Regions from separate parts of the Homo sapiens genome. Here regions 2 and 3 are each linked to region 1. The links are chromatin contacts, found by Hi-C or POLR2A ChIA-PET in ENCODE. All regions are on one chromosome and are shown on one strand. Each heading gives the region's core, a stretch centred on a gene start or an enhancer-like site at or near the end of the contact. The rest is flanking DNA. Distances are from core to core; before and after follow the strand shown. Region 1 holds the start of ACYP2 (acylphosphatase 2). Region 2 has its middle 73 kb from the start of CLHC1. Region 3 has its middle 84 kb from the start of RTN4.

Evidence for each region. Hi-C counts contacts between places; a loop is a spot of excess contacts on that map. ChIA-PET counts read pairs that join two places held with the same protein, here RNA polymerase II (POLR2A). Pooled maps may share reads with other maps.
Region 2: a map of ascending aorta shows a loop between it and region 1 (2.6-fold over the local background). The contact joins the enhancer-like site here to the promoter of ACYP2 in region 1. A Hi-C loop is called at or near these places in 4 of 168 maps with a recorded cell type or tissue (CD4-positive, alpha-beta memory T cell, PC-9, ascending aorta and 1 more), 3 of 37 single-sample maps with no recorded cell type and 14 of 50 pooled maps. POLR2A ChIA-PET finds 5 or more read pairs at or near these places in 1 of 52 experiments (HEK293).
Region 3: a loop to region 1 is called in a map of naive thymus-derived CD4-positive, alpha-beta T cell, with 5 times the contacts of the local background. The contact joins the enhancer-like site here to the promoter of ACYP2 in region 1. A Hi-C loop is called at or near these places in 1 of 168 maps with a recorded cell type or tissue (naive thymus-derived CD4-positive, alpha-beta T cell) and 5 of 50 pooled maps. POLR2A ChIA-PET finds 5 or more read pairs at or near these places in 1 of 52 experiments (A673).

What each region holds. Positions count from the first base shown.
Region 1 is chr2:54,113,969-54,117,563 of GRCh38, reverse strand. ACYP2 (acylphosphatase 2) reads right to left here and starts at 1,949. Exons shown (of 4, transcript NM_138448.4): 1 at 1,808-1,949. The coding sequence starts at 1,865. RefSeq lists silencers at 1,501-1,560, 2,051-2,120.
Region 2 is chr2:55,157,600-55,161,194 of GRCh38, reverse strand. No RefSeq gene overlaps it. Among named protein-coding and RNA genes, the nearest start is that of CLHC1, 73 kb to the left of the region's middle. RefSeq lists an enhancer at 1,809-1,878. Within about 2 kb of position 2,059, at least 18 of the 41 ENCODE cell types and tissues checked have a DNase peak (open chromatin) inside an H3K27ac peak, as active enhancers do; they include ascending aorta and heart left ventricle, where a contact is called at or near this core.
Region 3 is chr2:55,132,277-55,135,871 of GRCh38, reverse strand. It overlaps a transcript of RTN4 not described here. Among named protein-coding and RNA genes, the nearest start is that of RTN4, 84 kb to the right of the region's middle. RefSeq lists enhancers at 1,685-1,979, 1,809-1,998, 1,300-2,212. Within about 2 kb of position 1,956, at least 23 of the 41 ENCODE cell types and tissues checked have a DNase peak (open chromatin) inside an H3K27ac peak, as active enhancers do; they include A673, where a contact is called at or near this core.

The DNA of each region.
Region 1 (3,595 bases), core at 700-3,199:
CCATCACTTTGGGAGGCGAAGTGCAGGAGGATCCCTTGAAGCCAGGATTTCGAGACTTGCCTGGGCAACAGAGACCCTTTCTCTACAAAAAAATTTTAAAAATTAGTCATGCATGGTGGCATGAGCCTGTAGTCCCAGCTGCTTAGAAGGCTGAGGCAGAAGATCACTTGAGCCCAGGAGTTCCAGGCTGCAGTGAGCTATGATTGTGCCATTGCACTTGCTCCAGTCTGGGTGACAGAGCAAGACTCCATCTCTTAAAAAAATAAAATTAAAAAAATAAACTTCTAACACAAATTTACCTTTAAATTTTAATAATGTTTATCATACTTTTTATATTTTCATCTAGTGTTCTAATAATAATTTCAATAATAACTCCATCCAGACAAAAAATTTAATACTTGGAGCTGTTGAATACAATGAGTTCTAAATTTCTCTTCAAAGAATCAGTATGTCAGTATGCTCGGTTCTTTGCGCTCTAAAGTCTAGCTTCCTCGTTCTCCTCGCCTCTAGTTTCAGTAAACAACCTTTTCCACCAGTTCTAATCAGTAGTTCACCTCTATTCCTCTGGTCACCTGCTCCATCCTGAGTCACCCCTGGTCACCTGCTCTGACCTGAATCATCCTGAGTCACCTGTTCTGTAACCACCCTTCCTGCCAAATTATTCACCCCGCCACTTGAGCTCGTACGCCTGCTCTTTAAAATAGCCAGTCGGAATTAGCTTAGACTGTGCGGTCCAACCCTAGCCAGTAGGGGAAAGACACAGCAGTAGAGGCTACCTGCATCAGGAATAAGAACCCCTTCCCCTCCCCTGTTCAGGTGTGCCGTTGCCATTGCTTCATCCGCGAGTCGCACCCTTCTATAGAGGTAAAATTGCCTTGCTGAGAAAATTCTTTGAGCGCTAGTTCTTCTTTTTGGCACCAAAGAACCAGCATTTGTTTCTAAGAGAGCCTTATTGTCAAAGGAAATTAAGAAAAAGCATTACACTTATTCATACATGTGCATATATGTACATATACATATTGCAGAAAAGTATGATAGGGTGAGCAAAAAAAAAAAAAAAACCCTCAAGCAAAACAATGGGGTAATTCGGTGGGAAAAGTGAAATGAAAATCAAATTCAAAGAGGAAAAGAAATGAGTAAAATTTCCCATTGTTGAAGAGTTTTATTTTAAATGAAGATGGTGGATGTTAAATCACTACCCTATTTATATTCCATTGCATAAATCTCAGAGTGACTTAATATTTTCATTTATAAATATCAATATTTTCAACAAGCCAGACATTACAAACTTGGCAACTACTTAAACTTAGGATGAAACAAAAATTAGATAACAATTTCATTCTTTTAAGAGCTACAAAGAGGTCTAAAAAAAGGTTTGACCTCTGAAAAATTAACCTTAAACCATCTAAGTGTCCTTCCTAAAACTCAAGTCAAGCCCAGGTAGCTTCAGTGGCAAGCAACGAGACCACTAGTTAAAAGACCCTCTTCTTTTCCTACCCAACTTCAACATTCCCCCGTGCCGCTTACTCCCGCACCCAGCAGCCGCCCACTTCTGGTCCTCAGCAGTCCCCTGACCCCTCCTCTCCCGCTCCCCCACTTCCCTCCCCATTCCCGTACTTCCGCCCGTCCAAGTCCTCGGGCGCATGCGCGTTTCGCCTCCCTCCCCGCCGCCGCTGCTGTGTCATGGCGGAGCGGAAGTCCCAGCCACAACGGGAAAAGGCATACTTTAGGTGGGAGGCGCTTCTCACAGCTTTCTCCCCTTCCTCCCATAACCTTTTTGATCTCCCACCGTAGAGGGGCCTCCTACCCTGCACTCTTCCGAACACCTCGTAGTCCACGGATTTGAGTGACTGGGCGGTAGACATGGCGGCGGCGAGCCCTCTGTTGAGGAGCCGGAGAGGGGCTCGGGGCGCAGCGACTGCGGCGGCTGCGAGAGGGAGGGGACACATGGGACTGCTTGGCGCACCCCGCGCCTGTCACCGGTCCCGGACGCTAGCGCGCCGGGGTCACGCGTCGGAAGCGGCAAATGAGACTGCGGGGCCTGGGAGCGAGGGCAGCCGGGGACGCCAGGAGGGAAGAGGCCGCTGGGCCCCAGGCATCCTAGGCCTCTCTTCCCGGACTGGGGAGGATGCTGTCTCCACAGCGCTCCCTACCATTTAATTGATCAAGGTACTCTGTTCTCAAAGTTAGTAAATAAAAGCCGGATGCTGTGCCCAAAAAAAGAGTGGCTTCCCCCAGCTTTATTAAAGTGTAATTGACAAATAAAAGTTGGGTATATTTGTGGTGTACAAGGTGATGTTTTGACATATGTATGCATTGTGAAATGATTACATCAATGAAATTAACGTATCCATTGCACCATTTTTTAATGAAGAGAACATTTAAGATCTACTCTCATCAATTTTTAAGGACACAATACATTTATCGCAGTCACCATGTTAGACAACAGATCTTCAGAACTTATTATTCACACTAACTGAAACTTTGTACCCTTTGACCAATATCTCCCCATTTCCAACCCCTTTCATCCCCCATCCCAGGTCCCCCACCCCACTCCATCCCAGCAAGATTGGCTTTTGAAATCAAGGGCCTGCGTGTTTAGTGTTTTGAGAGTTAGTAAATTATTTATGAAATGTTTAGGTGACTACCAAGCCAGCTTTTAAGATAAGGTCTGCAACATCTTGAGCTCTTCTGTACAGTCAGGAAGGAATTGAGCCTGAACTCGTATTCTAAACGGATTGTGATATTTTCTGGGATAAGAAACTTTTTAAAAATATGAAGTCTTTTATGCTAGTGGAAACAGACAAAAGAAAAACACTGTAGTCATCTTGTCTGCTGTTCATACAGTTTTTTTGGTGTGGGTTTGTTGCTGTTGTTTTGAGACGGAGTTTCGCTCTTGTCTCCCAGACTGGAGTGCAGTAGTGCAATCTCAGCTCACAGCAGCCTCCACCTCCCAGGTTCAAGAAATTGTCCTGCCTCAGCCTTCCAAGTAGCTGGGATTACAGGCATGCGCCACCTCACCCAGCTAATTTTTGTATTTTTAGTGGAGACGGGGTTTCACCATGTTGTCCAGGCTAGTCTCAAACTCCTGACCTCAGGTGATCCACCTGCCTCGGCCTCCCAAAGTGCTGGGATTACAGGTGTGAGCCACCACACCCGACCTTTTTTTTTTTTTTTTTTTTTGATTGTCTTGATTATTCTCAGCAACATCCCAATTGCCTAGAAGGTTAAGGCTGAATTTTATTTCCTGGTGAGCTATTACCAAGTTTTAATATAAAACCATCCACCACTCCAAAGGATCTGGATACAGCTATTGATAATCTGCCACCTTCTAGAATTCCAAATCTGTTTACTTGTGAGAATTTGCATTTCTCTATTTGTTGGCCTCAATACCTTGGCATATTTCTCTGCATCTGGCCACACAGTTAAAATAATCCACTGCAATCTGATTCAATATACTGTGCCAATTCTATTAGAGAACACCAAAAATCATCCAAAACTTGGTTAGAATATGGTTAAATCATTTTTAAAGTAAAATATATTCTGGAAATGCTAGTGCAGTTAATTTATGTAGTGAAGGTCTTAGTTTATTGCA
Region 2 (3,595 bases), core at 810-3,309, 1.0 Mb before region 1:
AGGGAGACAGAAGCAAAGTCCTTGTTGTGGGCCCCACCACCACCTAATTTTTCCCAGAGGAAGGCCAAGGACTCCGTGGAGTCTCAAATACCTCAGAGTGAGCCTTGTCTGCTAGGAATTCGTGCTTCTGTACCTCTCTCCTTTTATCCTGCCTTCTTGTCATCCTCACAGCAACATCTTTAAACACATCTGGTCTGTTTATTTGCCTCATCTGCAGGCAGGCCAGGTAGTTGAGTAGGAGCCATGTCTAATGGTTAAGCAGGGCTGATGCTGGATGAGGAGGAAGGTACAGTAGCCTTCTCCTCCTCACTATCATTACTTAAGAGGGGCCGAATGATGATGATGACTGACAGCCCTTCAGGGGATTTATCTTATTTCAGCCTCTGTTTGCAGAGGTGCTTTAGGACTTTATAAAGACCCTCCCAGAGCTCTGGCAATTTGTCTTTTCAGTTTCTTAGATCCAGGATACTACTTGGGTTTAGAAAGTTTGCTTGTTTGTGCTGCAGGAGGTGGTGGCTGCCGGGTTCTTGGAGGAGAGGACCCATTGGTTGGCTATTTCCATAGGTGCTGTGTTGGCTGCCCAGTCGGTATTGATTTTTAGATTGCTCCCATAATCACACTGCATTATGCTGCACTGGCCCAGGGCCTGGGCAGGCCTTTTAACTTGAAACATTTGTTCTCTGGAAGGTGCTGGTTCTCTCTTCCTTGGCTGTCCCTTCCAGGTCTCCTGGGGTTCCCAACTTGTCACTGACATTCTTCCTACTGGCTCATTTGAAAAGGTCTGAGAGTGGCATCAATGCTGATGATTTGCTAGGCACAGCAGCTTGGCTTCAGCTCTTAAAGTTGCTTTAGTTTTGGAATGTATGGTGGGAAGGGGCTGAGCCGAGGCAAGTTCTTAAAGAAAGATCATGCATTTACATCAGAAACCTGCAGTGTTTAAGAGTTTGAAAATACCCTGGTTAGAAGAAATATACTGTATTTGGAAATAAAAATAAGGATTAGTGGCCAAGTTTTTCTTTGCAAAATTAGCACTTCAGCCATACTGTTGGGAGCATTTGATGATTAAGTGAAAGGGGTTCCAGCCTGGGCTACATCGTGAGACCTTGCCTCTACTAAAAATTAAAAAAAATTAGCCAGGCTTAGCCAGGTGTGGTGATGCACACCTGCAGTCCCAGCTACTCAGGAGGCTGAGGCAGGAGGAGTACTTGAACTCATGAGTTTGAGGCTCACTCTCACATGGCAGTGAGCTATGATTGCGCCACTGCACTCCAGCCTGAGTGACAGTGAGACTTTATTTCATAAAAAAAAAAAGATAAGAAAGAAAGGGGTTGTGCTTTTTAAGAAACAGACATAAAGGTCTTAGAAGAGTCCTGGGTATGTGGGAAATACTATATAAGTATATAATATATATTTTGTATAATAAAATATACAGCAGAACCAATGGCCAGAATGGAACTGGAGGAGCTGCAGATAGGCATATGCAGCTGGCATAGAGAGAGCTATATTTGGGGTTTAGGGAAGGTTGTCATTGATGGTGCAGAACAAGATGTACGAGAGGCTGATGCTCCCTGAGAATTCATGAATTGCTGCTGGGAGGAAGGGATGCCCCCTCCCTTAGCTGAGTACCCAGTGCATGTTAGGTGTTTCACAGACATCATCTCAATGAGTCAGCACCATATTCTATGAAGCAGGTGTTGCTGTCACTTTTTTACAGATGAGAAACTGCCAAGGGTCACACAGCTGCTGTGCGGAGCCACCTCTTCCTCTCTGAGGAGGAAATTGGAGCAGAGGACAGATCTGGGCCTGTTCTCCCTCCGACCTTGTTGTGGGGAGGGGCAGTACACCCTCAATCCCTTCCCCAGTAGGCTCAGGGCCACACATGGGAAGCAGGTCCCTGCCCAGTGGAAGTGGAGGGGGCAAGGTCATAGTGGTGTCACTTTAGCATGTGCTCACGGGGCTGAGGCTGCCCTCTCCCTGGAGTACTCTAAAGCTGCCCCTGACTTGTTGCTCTCCCTCTCTCCAAGGACTTGTTGGCCAGAGGCCCAGGCTCTGCTCATAGAGAACTGACTGATTTCCCAAAATAGGAAGCCTCAGCACCCACCCATTCTCTTCCTTCAGCTGAGCTGGGTGGGGGCCTCCTTAGTATAAATCTCTCTTTATAGGTATGTTTTACCAGAAGAAACTTTGGCAAAAAAGAGTGGGGCTTGGCTGGGTGCGGTGGCTCACGCCTGTAATCCCAGCACTTTGGGAGGCCGAGGCGGGTGGATCACCTGAGGTCGGGAGTTCGAGACTGGCCTGACCAACACAGAGAAATCCTGTCTCTACTAAAAATACAAAAATTAGCTGGGCGTGGTGGCAAGCACCTGTAATCCCAGCTACTCAGGAGGCTGAAGCAGGAGAATCGCTTGAACCTGGGAGGCAGAGGTTGCGGTGAGCCGAGATTGCGCCATTGCACTCCAGCCTGGGCAACAAGAGTGAAACTCCGTCTCAAAAAAAAATAAAAAAATAAAAAAGAGTGTGACTGACTGGATACCTGTGGTCGTAGGGCCAGTTTGTAGCCAAGGAATTTATAGCCATTGAGCCTGGGGATTAACTGGAGTGACAGAGGGGTGGTGGTTGCACAGAAGTCTGTGCAGTCCCTGATTGAAAGAGGAAAGAAGCCTGAGGAGCTTCACTGGCTACCCTGCTGATTTCTTCCCTTCTTGCAGCAGCCCAAGGCTGGGAGCGCCAAGCTTGGCAATAGAAGAGTCAAATGTTATTGCCAGTCTGCAGGGCCTGGAGCAAATCTTCCTGAGACTTGGTTTTCTCATCTGTGTAATGGCTGCAACAGCCCTTGTCCTGACTACTCACAGGTTTATAGTGTAGGTCGAGAGAGGTAGCCTTTGTATGCATTCAGTGCTGGGTGAGGTGCCCTCCTTACACTTCTCAAACTAATAAGAGATAAGCTTGTGGTGGCTCAGAGATAACACATGCACACAGGGCCTGGAACAGGAAAGGTGAGCCCCGGCAAGCCTCACATAGAGCTTCCTTTCTGCGGCTCCAACTGGATCAGCCTCTCTTCCCCAAGCCCTGCCTCTCTTTCACATTGATTTTAAGAATAACCATGCAATTTCCTGCTTTGCTGTTTGGGTTTTGCTTGGCTGCTTTAATTCATCATTCTGTCAAATGGGTTTTTCTCTCTTTCCACAATCAGTTGATCTGAAATAGGATTTTACCTAATGAAGCAGAATTTCCCACTCTTTTGTTTATGAGAGGTGTGGGTTTTGTTTTGTTTCTTAATCTTATTTTGTTTTTACTGTTCAGAATTTACCTGATGTTCTGCATTTCCCACTTTGCTTGTGATTAGAGGGAGAGGCCATAGTAAGAACAACAGTATGAAGGTCACTTTCCCTTCTCCTATGTGTGTTTCTGCCTTGAAAAATAGTAAAGAGTGGGAAGGGACAGACCTAGTCATAGTCAAAGTCACGCTTACATCATCCCTGTTCTTTGGTGCACTCTATTAGTGGTGAATTTGGCAGGACAGACAGGGTCATAAACATCGGCCCTGATCCCTCTGCTGATGGCTATGGGAATAGCCTTGAGGGCACAGTTGCCA
Region 3 (3,595 bases), core at 707-3,206, 1.0 Mb before region 1:
TGAATGAACCTCACAATAATTAAACTAAGTTAAAGCAGTAAAAAATATATATTACTGTATAATTTTATTCACATAAAATTCTAGCAAATGCAAACTCCATATGCAGATCAGTAATTAGGGATGGGGGATTGGCAGGAAGGACTACAGCAGGGCATGAGAAAACTTTTTGGGGTTGACGGAGATGTTCATTATCTTAATTGTGATGATGGCTTCATGGTATTGTATATACACATGTCAAAACTTACCAAGTTGTGCAGTTTATTGTGTGCCAATTATACTTCAGTAAAGTGTAAAAAAAGAAGCAGAATGATTTAAATGTTTTAACACCATATATTGAAAATGTTATCTTTTAAACGTATAATTGAGGCTGGGCATGGTGGCTCACGCCTGTAATCCCAGCACTTTGGGAGGCTGAGGTGGGCAGATCACTTGAGACCAGGAGTTTGAGACCAGCCTGGCCAACATGGTGAAATCCCATCTCTACTAAAAATACAGAAATTGGCCAGGAATGGTGGTGTGCACGTGTAATCGAGCTACTCAGGAGGCTGAGGCCTGAGAATTGCTTGAGCCTGGGAGGCGGAGGTTGCCGTGAGTCAAGATTGAGCCACTGCACTCCAGCCTGGGTGACAGAGCAAGACTCCATCTCAAAAAAAAAAAAAAAAACCAAAAAAACAAACATATAATCAATATAAAAATTACTAGTGAGATTTTAAAACTATTATTTTTGTGCCATCTTTGAAATCTTATGTGCATTAAAAACATTTTTTTAATAGAAATGGAGTCTCACTATGTTGCCCAGGTTGATCTTGAACTCTAGGCCTCAAGTGATCCTTCCCCCTTGGCCTCCCCAAATGGAATTGTAGGTGTGAGCCACCATGCCTGGTGCTATGTGCATTTTACACTTACAGCCCAGCTCACTTCCGACTCACATTTCAAGTGCTCAACAGACACATGTGACAAGTGGCTACTATGTTGGACAGCAGAGATCTAGACCCTCTAGTGAAGCCCCGATCAGAATTGTTTCCTCCTCAGGACTGGGCAAACCCTGAGTAAGTAACTCCTCGCATTTACTTCTGAAGCGGTTTTGAGTTGCCTCAAGAGCCCTTTTCGGTGGGCCCAAAAAGCTTGGGCACTCAGGGGGCTGCAGGTCAGAGGCTGGCTCTGGAGAATTAGATTATAAACCTAGAACTCTGTGTAAGCTCCCACCTCCCGCTTCACCCACCCTTTCTTCTTCCTCATTTAAACTTGAAGAATAATATTCTCTTTGCATATTTGCTTTCTGAGAACAGCTGTTTATGTCAGGAAGCAAACTGCACTTTATTGACTGCATGCAGGAAATTGGTGCTGCTCTGAGCTAAGGTGAATGCCTGCTGGGTGGGCATCAGCCTCTGAGAGATGGAGTGAGTCTGGGGGCTGTCTCTGGACTTTGGACCTGGGGGAGTCTTATTACTGAGTGGCCTTGGACCCCACACAGACCTTCTCCAAGTCTAGGATCTGCTTTCCCATTTCCTCAGCTTCTGTCAAGAGGTCAGGAGGAGTGGGGGGAAGAGGGGAATGCTGATGGTAGTGAGATAGGAGTTCACAAGATACAAATCATAAAGACCCCACAGATAAAACAGGATGCGGTAAAGAGGCAAGTGAAAATCAATCAAAACCCACGTGACCACAAAAGCAATCTCTGGTTGTCCTCTCTGCTCGTTATACACTAATTATAATAAATTAGCATACTAAAGGAAATGCCCACTAGCGACATGACAGTTTACAAAAGCCATGGCAACCGTCTGGAAGTTACCATATATGGTCTGAAAGGGAGAGGAACCCTCAGTTGTGGAAATTCCCCACCCCTTTCCCAGAAAGCTCATGAAAATCCACTCTTTGTTTAGCATGTGATTAAGAAATCACCATCAAAATAGCCAACCAGCAGCCTTTGGGGTTGCTTTGCCTGTGGACTCTCCACCCTTTCATTCCTTTACTTAATAAACTTGCTTTCACTTTGCTCTCTTGGCTCGCTCTTCCTGTTTGGAGCCAAGAACCCACATGACTTCCTGGGCTGAACCCCAATTTTGGGGTTCACCCTGTGACATCTTGACAAGCAGTGGCTTTATCAGCCGTGTGGCTGCTGGGTCTCCTTAGGGGTTATCTGGCAGGGGCTATGTTAAGGACGGTGAGAGCTATTTATGGTTCTGTCACTTAACCAGCTCAGGGTCCCTAACTAAGTTTCCCTTCTTCTCAGGGCCTCAGTTTCTCCCTCCATAGAATGGAGGAATTGGACTAGACACCTCAAGGGTACCTTACAGCCTTGTGAGGAACAGTAGTTCTAACGGAATTGAACTGAACACATACCGGTGTGGGCAGTATCCTGCATAAGGAGGAGGTTACAAGAAATACACATGACACAGTCCTCCCGTATTATTGGGAAGTAGATTTATACCTTTCTGACAATTTTTACAAGTATTTATTGCTTTTGCAAGTAAAAAAAAGGCAGGGAGAGGGAACAAATAAACTGAAAAATAAAAAGTAAACAAGCAAAAGACAACACCGCATTCTCCATGATGTGCTTATTTCACATTGCATGCCTGTATCAACACATCTTATGAACCCCATATATAAATATACTTACTATGTACCCACAAATTTTTTTATTTTTAGTTTTAGTTTTTTGAGACAGAGTCTCAGTCTGCTGCCCAGGTTGTAGTGCTGTGGCGTGATCTCAGCTCACTGGAACCTCTGCTTCCTGGGTTCAAGTGATTCTCCTGCTTCAGCCTCCCAGGTAGCTGGGATTACAGGCACCCACCAGCACACCTGGCTAATTTTTGTATTTTAGTAGAGACACGGTTTCATCATGTTGGTCAGGATGATCTTGAACTCCTGGCTTCAAGTGATCCACCTGCCTCGGCCTCCCAAAGTACAGGATTTACAGGTGTGAGCCACCACACCCGGCCATGTTTTTTAAAAATAATAATAATTAAAAAAAACAACAACAAAACTGGAGAGTGAGAACTAATTCCTAAAATGATCGGTATATTTATTTTTAATTTTCAATTTTTTTTTTTTTTTTGAGAGACGGTCTCACTCTGTGGCCCAGGCTGGAGTGCAGTGGCAAGACCTCGGTTCACTGTAGCCTCCACCTCCCATGCTCAGGTGATTCTCCCTCGTCAGCCTCTCAAGTAGCTAGAATTGCAGGCACATGCACCATCATGCCCGGCTAATTTTTGTATTTTTTGTAGAGACAGGGGTATACCATGTTGCCCAGGCTGGTCTCAAACTCCTGGGCTCAAGCAGCCTGCCTCCCTTGGCCTCCCAAAGTGCTAGGATTATAGGCATGAACCATCACTCTTGCCTTTTAATTTAAAAGGTTTTTTTTTTTTTGAGACAGAGTCTCACTCTGTTGCCCAGGCTGGAGTGCAGTGGCACCATCTTGGCTCACTGCAACCTCTGCCTCTTAAGTTCAAGCAATTCTCCTGCCTCAGACTCCAGAGTACCTGGGATTACAGATGTGTGCCATCACACCCGGCTAATTTTTGTATTTTTAGTAGAGACGGGGTTTCGCCCTGTTGGCCAGGCTGGTCTCAAACTCCTGACCTCAGGTGATTCG